2 separate regions of the Homo sapiens genome follow, and region 2 is linked to region 1. A link is a loop called in an ENCODE intact Hi-C map of the cell type or tissue named here. Cell type or tissue: PC-3. All regions are shown on one strand. Each heading gives the region's core, and the rest is flanking DNA. Links, peaks and the distances in the headings are about the cores only.

Region 1 (5,382 bases), core at 222-5,221:
AACAGACCTGTGGAGTCAGACCCAGACAAGTCTTGATCAACTTGTCATGACTGTGGGAGGCCTTTCACCTCTCTGAGCCTCTGTTTCATTGTTGGTAACATGAGATTGTATAAAATGGGGTTGCTGTGAAGGTTAGATGAAGTAAGAGGTCCTCCTGGCAGTGCCTAATACATAATAATAAGTGCTTAATAAATTGTAAATGTTATTACAGTTGATAGTATTTAATTCCTCTATGAGGAATTATGAGTTAATGTAGCTTGAACCACCAAAAAGGTAAGAAATCTTTCCTCTTTTAGGAAAACCTCAGTTCAGAAAAGCAATAAACTATGGGGGGGGTGGCTGTTTAGAATGTTGCATCTCTGGAGAGCAAGTTGCATTTTAACAATGATCAGAGCCTTTAATTAAGGAGTGAAGGTCAAATCATTTCTGCTTCATCCAGCCTGGTTGCAGAGTGAGCCCATGGGACAGCCCTCTGAAATTATACTGCTTACAACCATGCTGAGTCTGCAAGGACTTCGTCCAAGCCTTTCCGTCCAGGACCTCAAACAGATCCAATCACAAGAAGAGAGATTTCAGGAAAGAGAAAATTATTCCTATCATCGGGGTTTTTGAAGAACATGAAATGACTGGGAAAATAATCATGTTAAGTGGAAAAAAAAAAGAAATCTATCTGTTGTAATTTTCAAATAATTTTTAAATAAATTTGAAAAATTAAGAGAACTATATATATAATACATTCCTAATCTTGTGAAAAATATATATGCATTAATATTATTGAAAGAAATATATCAAAAGGTGAACAGCAATTATCACCAATCTAGATTATGAGATTAGGAGTGATTTTTTTTCTTTGTCCTATACTATTTAATATTTTCTACCATTAAAATATTCTGATTTTCTAATTAGAATAGTACGTTAGACAAAGAAGGACAAATATCACATGAACTCTCACTCTCTTATGGAACAGATCTTGTGGAATCTAAAAAAGTTGAACTCATAGAAAAAGAGGAAAATGATGGTTACCAGTTAGAAAAAAGGAATAAGTTCAAGAGATCTATTGTACACCATGGTCAATATAGTTAACAATATATTTTATACTTTAAAATTGCTAAGGTAGTAGATTTTAAGTGTTCTCACCACACAAAAAAATAAGTATGTGAAAAGCATATGGTAATTAGCTTGATTTAACCACGCCACAGTGCATACATATGTCAAAACATCATGTTGTATACTATAAATATATACACTTTTTGTCAATTTTAAACAGGTTATAAAAAAACATGTTATTGTTGATAATTATGAAAAATTTTAATGATGTGGAAATGTGTACAGTATAATGATAAATGAAAGAGTAGTAAAAATCCTTATAAAATATAATTACAAATGTGTTGGGTGGATAATATAAAAATCTTAACAGCTATTTCTGAGCTAAGTGGTGGAGCATGGGTAATTTTTAGTGCCTTCTGTGTCAGGCTGTTCTTGCATTGCTATGAAGAAATACCTGGCCAGGCGCGGTGGCTCACGCCTATAATCCCGGCACTTTGGGAGGCCAAGGCGGGTGGATCACCTGAGGTCAGGAGTTCGAGACCAGCCTGGCCAACATGGTGAAACCCCGTCTCTACTAAAAATACAAAAATTAGCCAGGTAAGGTGGTGCGTGCCTGTAGTTCCAGCTGCTGGGGAGGCTGAGGCAGGAGAATCGTTTGAACCCAGGAGGCGGAGGTTGCAGTGAGCTGAGATAGCCTGGGTAACAGACCAAGACTCTGTCTCAAAAAAAATAAAAATAAAAATAAAAAAGAAATACCTGAGAAAAGGTAATTTATAAAGGAAAGAGGTTTAATTGGCTTGCGATTCTTCAAGTTTTACATGAAGCATGGCAGCATCTGATTTTAGGGAGGCCTCAGGAAGCTTCCAATCCTGGCATAAAGCAACGAGGAGCAGGTACGTCACATGGCGAAAGCAGTAACAAGAGAGAGAGTAACGGGGGAGGTGCCACACCCTTTTAAACAATCACATCTCATGAGAACTCACTATCCTGAAGACAGCACCAAGGGGATAGTGCTAAACCATGCATGAAAAATCCGCCCCCATGATCCAATCGCCTCCCACCAGGCCCCACCTCCCACATTGGGGATTACAATTCAACAAGAGATTGGGGCGGGGACAGACGGCCAAACTATGTCACCTTCATTTTACTTTTCTTTTTCCTACAGCAAAAATAACCATGTGATATTTGTGTAATTGTAATAAAGAACTACAAAATCACTTTTATCTTTTTAAATACAAAATTCAAACTAAAATCATTATTGTTAGTTGGAGAGATGGTGGAGGAAGGAAAACAGAAGCTGAGGATGACACTACTAATAAGTAACAATAATGACAATGACTCCTGTTACTTAACGGCTTGCTTAGGTTCACAGTCTTTTTTATTTGCTAGACGCTTTAACGGCTTCTTCCAAGCAAACAAAAGTCTTGGAATCCAAACAGTCCCTTTACTCCTCACCCCTCATACCTCATGGAGGGAAATTCTTGGTTATGTGCAGACACATATGTGGACTAAGTTAGCATGGCTGTGGCACCCCTTACCTGACACGGATTTAGACTTTAGCTTTTCAAACGTTTTGGTCTGTATTTATTTATTTATTGAGACGGAGGCTCACACTGTCACCCAGGCTGGAGTGCAGTGGCGCCATCTCCGCTCACTGCAACCTCCGCCTTCCCAGGTTCAAGCGATTGTCCTGCCTCAACCTCCCGAGTGGCTGGAATTACAGGCGCCCACCCACCACACCCAGCTAATTTTTCTATTTTTAGTAGAGACGGGGTTTCACCATGTGGTCTCGAACTCTTGACCTCAGCTGATCTGCCCGCCTCGGCCTCCCAAAGTGCTGGGATTACAGGCGTGAGCCACAGCGCCCGGCAAACCTTGGTCTTTAAATCACGTTGGCAAGACTGAACTCAAACGTAAGCTCTCTGTTTTGGTTTTGAGAGTTGTGCCTTCTTATCTAAAACAGTAACAATTTAAATATTTTTGTTATTTAAACAAACCAATAAGATCTGAGGAATGAGCAACCGTCACAGTTGTCTGAATAACACATTGCACGGTAGTGGTGGCTGTTTCATAACGGACTTGGCACAGCAGTGCCCTCTTAGAGACAAAGGTGGACCATTGCGCCGCCGTGTGGTATTGAGGGGTATGGCGCCTTCTTCCTTTTATAATTACGCTTTTTCTAGTTAAGAACTAGAATAACCTTCGCGGTCGCTGGGTGGAGCCCTTTCAATTTGTTGTGTGGGCTAACTAAGTGTGGAAACTAAGACTCAGGCAAGTGATGTTACTGGGGCTTGAACCCAAATCTTCACCCTTTGTGCTCCCAGCTTTTCAAGTTAACTCAGGGATGTCTGCACATAGCTGGAGGGAAACGGAGCTGTCTTATGCAAAACTCAATTTCACATTCAAAGAAACTGAAGTGTAGAGAGGATAAGTGACTTGCTAAAAGGTCTGCGCTAATTTGGGGTCCTTCGTTTTTTATTCTACTCATTCGTTTATTCACCAAATATTTATACACGTGTCTACTACATGTCAGGCACCATTCAAGGCACTAGAGATAAAATAGTGAACACAGCAAACAAAAATCCCTTCCTGCAAAAATCCCTTCATCTCTTCCCTTCATAAAGCTCATGTTCTAATGGGGGAAACAAAGTAAGCAACTAAAATATATAATACCAGATTAGAGAGGGGTAAATGCAAAGAAGAAATAAAAGGGAAGGGGGATACGAAATGTTAGGAGGGGCTACTTTTCTGAGTGGCCAGAGAAAACCTCCTTGATAAGGTGACTGGTGACTTTTTTTTTTTTTTTTTTGAGATAGAGTCTCACTCTGTGGCCCAGGCTGCAGTGCAATGTCATGATCTCAGCTCACTGCAACCTCTGCCTGCCAGTTCAAGTGATTTTCCTTCCTCAGCCACCACGTAGCTGAGACTACAGGCACATGCCACCATGCCCAGCTAATTTTTGTATTTTTAGTAGAGACAGGGTTTCACCTTGTTGGCCAGGCTGGTCCTGAACTCCTGACCTCAGGTGATCCACCTGCCTTGGTCTCCCAAAGTGCTGGGATTACAGGTGTGAGCCATGGCACCCGGCCAACAAGGTGACTTTTGAGTAAAAACACCTGAAAGAATTTAGGAAACCAGTCATACAGATACAGGGGAAGAGCATTCAGGCAAACTGCATGGTAGTGCAAAGGCCCTAAGACAGGAAAATGCCTGTGTATTCATGAAAAGATAGCAAACTCAAGGGTAGTAAGAGCTATAAGAGGTAGGGTGGCCTGTTCACATGGGGTCCTTCAGGTCAAAGGAGGACTTTGGTTTTACTTTAAATGAGACAGGCTATTGAAGAGGTTTGTTTTTGTTTTTGTTTTTGTTTTTTTCTGAGACAAGGTCTCACTCTGTTGCCCAGGCTGGAGTGCAATGGCGTGATCTCAGCCCATTACAGCCTCAACCTGCCGGGCTCAAGCGGTTCTCCCACCTTAGCCTCCTGAGTAGCTGGGACTACAGGCATGCGCCATCACACCCAGCTAATTTTTGTTGTTGTCGTTGTTTTGCTTTGTTTTGTTTTTTGTAGAGACAAGGTCCCACTATGTTGCCCAGACTGTCTCGAACCCCTGGGCTCAAGCAATTCTCCTGCTGTGGCCTCCCAAAGTACTGGGATTACAGACGTGAGCTACCATGCCCTGCCACACCGATGATTTCAATGAGCAGAGGAGTGGTGTGGTCTGCCTTTTCAACAAGATCACTCTGGCTACTGGGTTTGCAACAGGCTTCAGAAAGCAAGTGCGGGGACTGTGAGAGGAAGGGACTATTCAGTAAGCCTGTCAAGGGATAACAGCAAATTAGAAAAGGGAGGTGACAATGGGTATGGTCAAAAGTGGCCAGAATTTAGAAATACATTTTGAGGGTAGACCAACCAGGTTTGCTGATGAATCAGAAAGGGAATAAAAGAAAGAGAGGAGTCAAGGATGACATCAAGGTTTTTGGTTTGAGCAACTGGAAGGCTGGCGTTGCCATTAACGGAGAATGTGGGAAAAGCTGGTTTGGGGGCAAATCTCACCAGTTTAATGTTAGACATGATAAGTTTGAGATCACTGTTCTATACCCAAGTGGAGATGTCAAGTGGGCAGTTGATTACATCATCTGGAGTTCATTCAAGAACTGTTAAATGACAACAGTCTAGTCCCTGAGAACCTTAACTCTATAAAATGACTAAGGGCGCAATAATGATTAGAAAACATTCAGACTCAAATAATAAAATACTTTCTCCTTTAACGTGGTTTTCCAGATTTCTACTCAAGGAGACCTTTTAAGTGGCTATTCCTTTCCTAGTTGAAGGCT
Region 2 (5,382 bases), core at 218-5,217, 100 kb before region 1:
CATCAGTGGCTTTGAAAGTTGGAAGTGAAGTATTGGGATCTAGCCGTGATTGGCCTTCATTCATTAATCAGTGCTGCTTTCTCTACCTTTCCAGGTTTATGAGCAGGAACCATTGCTTAAGAAATACTCACCATCAAGCAGAATCATGAGGGACAGAGCACCATGAACTCAGGGAGCAAAGAGAACACTGTGGGGGTATTCTTAGGGATGGAATCTCCACATCAAATCTATTGGCAAGACCTGGATGTTCTTGGAAATGTGAAACATTGAAAATGTTGAACATTAATCTTCTCCTCATCTCCAGTATCAACACCCAACTGAGGCCACCATCATTTCTTGGGTTTGGGTGGACAATTGCAACAGCCACCTATGACTGCTGTGACTTTGTCTATGACTCCAGTTAATCCATCCTCCACTCCACCGCCTGAATGATCTCTTCAAAATTCACAGTAGGTAATGACACCCCAGTGGAAAATGCTGATTGCCTTCTACTTAGAATAAATCCCAAATTCTTTACTGTGGCCTATAAAACCCTCAGTGCAATCCTCTCTGGATGAGCTCATCATTTTTAAGTCTCAGGTTAAATTAGCGGTTCTCAAAAGGGAGCAGTGTTGCCCTTTAAGAGACATTTGGCAATGTTGGGAGATATTTTTGGTTGTCATAAGTGGAAGTCAGGGGGTGCTACTGGCATCCAGCGGTCAGAGGCCAGGGATGCTGTTGAACATTCTGCAATGCACAGAATAGTCCCCTATAGCAAAGAATTGTCTGACCCAAAATATCAGAAGTGCCAAAGTTAAGAAATCCTGACTTAAAATCACTTTCCTGTAGTGACTTTATCTGACCATCTTTATCTCAAATTGGTTTCCATCCCCTATGCTCTTCATACCTCTAACCACAATTTGCAATTCCCTTCTTATTGTCATTTACATACATGTAAGCTCCACATACCGGGCTATGGACAAAGTATGTCTTGTCCAACTTTGTTGTCTCAACATGTACCACTTAGCAGATGCTCAATAAATATTTGTAGGAAGAAGAAGGGCAGGAAGGGGGAAGGGCAAGAAGAAAAGGCAGTCAAGGTGAAGCAGCACCCCTGCCCTTCTGAGCCCCTTTCAGTATCATGCTGACTCTCATCTTCATGTGGAAAACCTGCCATTTGACTGGGCCAGTTGCACTGATTATGTTTTACCGGAGAATGAGCCGAGTGGACTAGGAAAACACTTTAAAACTCAGTTGTGGGGCAGGGTAGGGGGTGGGGGCATTGGCATGAAAATGTTTAGATTTCTTCAGTATTGACTTTGTTTTGTCAAACAAGTCCTCTTGAGGGTAGGGACCATGTCTAGTTCAGTCTCCGCTGTAGCTCCAGCACCTTGCATAGTGCGTAGTGCAGACATAGTGGGTTTCCCAAAAGTGTTTGTGAATATGTGAGTACCCCCCCAGCCTGCAGGGGAGGGAGGGTTGATACCCCACTGCACCCACTTCTTCAGCAGCTCATAAACCCACTTATGAAGCCAACCTTCAGGTCAGACTCTTGCTTTTCTTCTTATTAGTGGCCCTTAAAAGAGCATTGCCAATAAAAACTTCAGCTCTGGAAAAGAATTCTGGCCTTTGTCAGCTATTTCCGACAGCCCTTGAAAGAAAAATAAATTTGGCTCCAAGTTTTCCCATGCCTGTTTATAGTTCCTCACACAAAGCTCTGCCGTTTATACAATTTTGTCACCCAGAGACCCAGCTAACTCTATCTCAGAGGCAGCCTCTCCCGTCCCCACCTCAGCAGCCTCCACTCCAACTTCCTCCTCCCCACTTAGGGCTTCCAAGGACCCATGAGGATAAGCTGCAGGCTGTGAGGTTTCTATAGTACACTCCTTCCTGGAATGACTCTGCCTAAATTTCACCTTTAAGCCTCAGAGATTCATGTTATCTTATTAGCAACACAAAATGGAAAAGACTGAACCCTTTCAGTTTAATCTGCTGAGTTTCTGAGGCTGCAGGGAACTCCTCCAAGGAATGTGCTTAGCTTTTGTTAGAGGAAGTTAAAAAAAAAAAAGGCCCAACATATTATTTGGCATAAATCTACTCATCTAATTTAGATTGTAGAAACCTATTGATTAGGTTCCCAAGCCTGTCACTTTTTCCCTATAGCGACTACAAATATCACTGCCATTGGGAAATTTCACATCATAAAACTCACTACTATGATCCCACTTTCATATTTTCCCTCTCTCTCTCCATCTTTTCCTTTCTCACGCACACAAAATCTGTTCTTTGGTCTCATCAGCGCCATCTGGTGGTGTTTCAAATGTTTCAGTACCCTTTAAAAAAAAAAAAAAAAGATTGAAGACCCCAAAGAGCACCTGAGTATGTGTCATATCTATCACAGTTATCCTATTCAAAAATGAAACTGGCCAGGCACGGTGGCTGACGCCTGTAATCCCAGCATTTTTGGGAGGCCAAGGTGGGCGGATCACTTGAGGTCAGGAGTTCCAGACCAACCTGGCCAACATGGTGAAACCCTGTCTCTCCTAAAAATACAAAAATTAGTGGGGCACGGTGGCAGGCACCTGTAATCCCAGCTATTCGGGAGGCTGAGGCAGGAGAATCAATGGATGTCATATAATGAAATGATGTCATATAATGAAATGTGTCAACATTGAAGATCTGTATAACTCAAGGAAGCAATATTTCCCAAATGGCCGTGAATGAGATTACAAAATCATGCATTCAAAATGCATTCAATCCAGGAGAATCGCCGGAACCCAGGAGGCAGAAGTTGCAGTGAGCTGATATTGTGCCACTATACTCCAGCCTGGGCGACAGAGCAAGACTCCATCTCTAAAAAGAAAAAAAGAAAAATGAAACTGAAAACTTTTGGAAAACATTTATTGATCCATTTAAAAATAACAGTAATAAATGTTTAACATAAATAACAAATTTTAATAAAAAAATCTGTATTTTCCAAAACAAAAACAAATTTAGGAAGAGTGGCATTATTTTACATTTTTGCACATCTCTTTAATGTCTGACTTAAAAGACACCTAAATTTTCATATCTGCTTCTGTGTTCAATCTGTTCCAATATCTTGTTTTAGTTGAAACATATGAAGAAAATCTGGCCTCACACAGATATGTAGTTGGAAAAGAAGTGAGTATTTTAATAGCCTTTTAAGATCATTGTGGGTATTCTTCTTTGATATTATTCCAAAACTCCACAAGTTATGGTTTCTTAAAAGTTAGCTGGAATGGAGAATCTGAAACCACATCCATGAACTTTTGGTACTGTTATGTTAAAACCTGCTGTTCTATCTTCGACTTTGAATGCATTTTTGCATGCATGATTTTGTAATCTCATTCACTGCCATTTGGGAAATATTGCTTCCTCGAGTTATACAGATCTTCAGTGTTGACACATTTCATTATATGACATCAAAAAATCACATTGACTGATACTGTTACCAATTTCCTAAAAAAGTCTTTAGGTACCAAGAAACTGCCAAAGCCAGGTATGGTGAGGGCTCATGCCTGTAATCCCAGCAGGGGAGGCTGAGGCAGGTGGATTTCTTGACTCCAGGAGTTCCAGACCAGCTTAGCAAGATCCCGTCTCTACCAAAAAAAAAAAAAGAAGTAGAAAAGAAAAAGAAAAATTAGTCGGGTGTGGTGGCGTGTGCCTGCAGTCCCTGTAGTCCCAGCTACTTCGGAGGCTCAGACAGGAGGATTGCTTCAGCTCAGGAGGTCAAGGCTGCAGTGAGTCCTGATCATGCCACTATACTCCAGCCTGGGTGACAGGGTAAGATCCTATCAGGGAGGAAGAAAGGAGGGGAGGAAAAAGGGAAGAAAAAGAGAGGAAAAGGGGAGAAAGGGAAGGGAAGGGAAGGGTCAAGTTCATGATAGACAAAAATTTTCCAAAATTCTAATTTTCAATTGAAAGCTTGAATTTCATCGTTGGCAACAAATACAGTTGTTTTCAGTGAAGTGACAGGCTAACTTTGTTCACTTGCAAGAAAATATCTGTGAAATACTCAATCCTGAATAACCATAGTTTGCTTGACAATTATCCTTTCAAGTAAAAACAGTGTTTCATTTAAAAAAGAAAAAAAAAAAGGCCGGGCACGGTAGCTCACGCCTGTAATCCCAGCATTTTGGGAGGCCAAGGTGAGCTGATCACGAGGTCAGGAGATCGAGACCATCCTGGCCAACATGGTGAAACCCCATCTCTACTAAAAATACAAAAATTAGCTAGGTGTGGTGGCACGTGCCTCTAATCCCAGCTACTTGGGAGGCTGAAGCACGAGAATCGCTTGAACCCAGGAGGCAGAGCTTGCAGTGAGCCAAGATCACACCACTGCACTCCAGCCGGGTGACAGAGGGAGACACTCCGTCTCAAAAAAAAAAAAAAAAGAAAAAGAAAAAGAAAAAGAAAAAGAAAAAAAAAGGCAGCTAGTTCAGCTCGCAACTCAATCACATATGTGCTTTTCCTCCAGGCAAACTTGTAGTTCAATACACAGCAGAAATACTTGATGTGACGATGTGACTTCACATTTCATCTCAGAGAATGTTAAAAAGATATAGTTAAGCAAGAGTCAGGATTTAATTAACATAGTAATGTTACTAAGTAACTATTGCTTTATCAAGGGCATTCTTAAGTGAAACTGGCATTCCCATTACTTCAAGCGCCTGGTGATGGAGAATACAAGGAGTGCTGTCCCATTTGCTGTCTCTGCCTGTCCCAAGATGCCAGGAGTTTGACCTGCCGTGCTTTTCGGTGCAAATGTCAACACAGTGAAAAAGATAAACAACAGTTTAGTGTTATTGTGAAAATAGTTTTGACCTCCCCTATCTCCAGGGATCGACGGGCCAAACATTGAAAACTGTTACATTACTGGGACAAAACTCCCAAGATGGGTTGTAGGAGGAAGGAGGGAGGGGCTGTTATATTCTGACTTTAATATCATTTGCTCAGAGATAGGAGCATAGAAAAGATCCCCTATGCCTGAAATTTATCTCCTAAACCTCTCACCCCACATGTTATTTTCCATTTCCTTTTCTGATTCTGCATAGAATGTGTCCTGAGAGACACATTTTTTTCCTCACCCCAGGGCAAACTAAATAGCACAGGCAGAACCCAGCTGGAAGCACCCTCTTCATCTCCCACCTATGTAAAAATTAATCTTTTTTTCCCTACCAGTTATTGCCTAACACTAGTGCTTATCACAAAGAAAAGGCTGCAAGAACAAAGTGCTCTGTGAGATAAGGAATTTAAGATAAGTGAGCTGGCAGAGGATAAAATCCAATCCCCTTCACACAGCTGCTCCCAACACCTGGCTTCCCCATTAACACCACTCCCAGGACTATTTAAGTCTTAGTCATCTTCCAGGTCTCAACTGGG

The links. Hi-C counts contacts between places; a loop is a spot of excess contacts. Peaks named below come from ENCODE experiments on the same cell type or tissue, not always from the same donor. Only the 100,000 strongest peaks of a DNase experiment are listed, where the experiment ranks them.
Region 2: a loop joins it to region 1, with 8 times the contacts of the local background. A loop is called at or near these places in 30 of 110 quality-filtered maps.

The regions. Positions count from the first base shown.
Region 1 is chr14:70,814,672-70,820,053 of GRCh38, forward strand. MAP3K9-DT (MAP3K9 divergent transcript) reads left to right here. Exons shown (of 2, transcript NR_184164.1): 2 at 440-1,377. Among named protein-coding and RNA genes, the nearest start is that of MAP3K9, 7.8 kb to the left of the region's middle. RefSeq lists an enhancer at 3,061-3,355. In PC-3, for the core only: CTCF peaks have their summits at 3,196 and 3,399; a DNase peak (open chromatin) is centred at 3,170; H3K27ac peaks cover 724 bases.
Region 2 is chr14:70,711,916-70,717,297 of GRCh38, forward strand. It overlaps LINC01269 (long intergenic non-protein coding RNA 1269), which reads left to right. Exons shown (of 4, transcript NR_125769.1): 4 at 95-238. Among named protein-coding and RNA genes, the nearest start is that of LINC01269, 16 kb to the left of the region's middle. In PC-3, for the core only: CTCF peaks have their summits at 2,320 (motif pointing left) and 2,519; a DNase peak (open chromatin) is centred at 2,276; H3K27ac peaks cover 516 bases.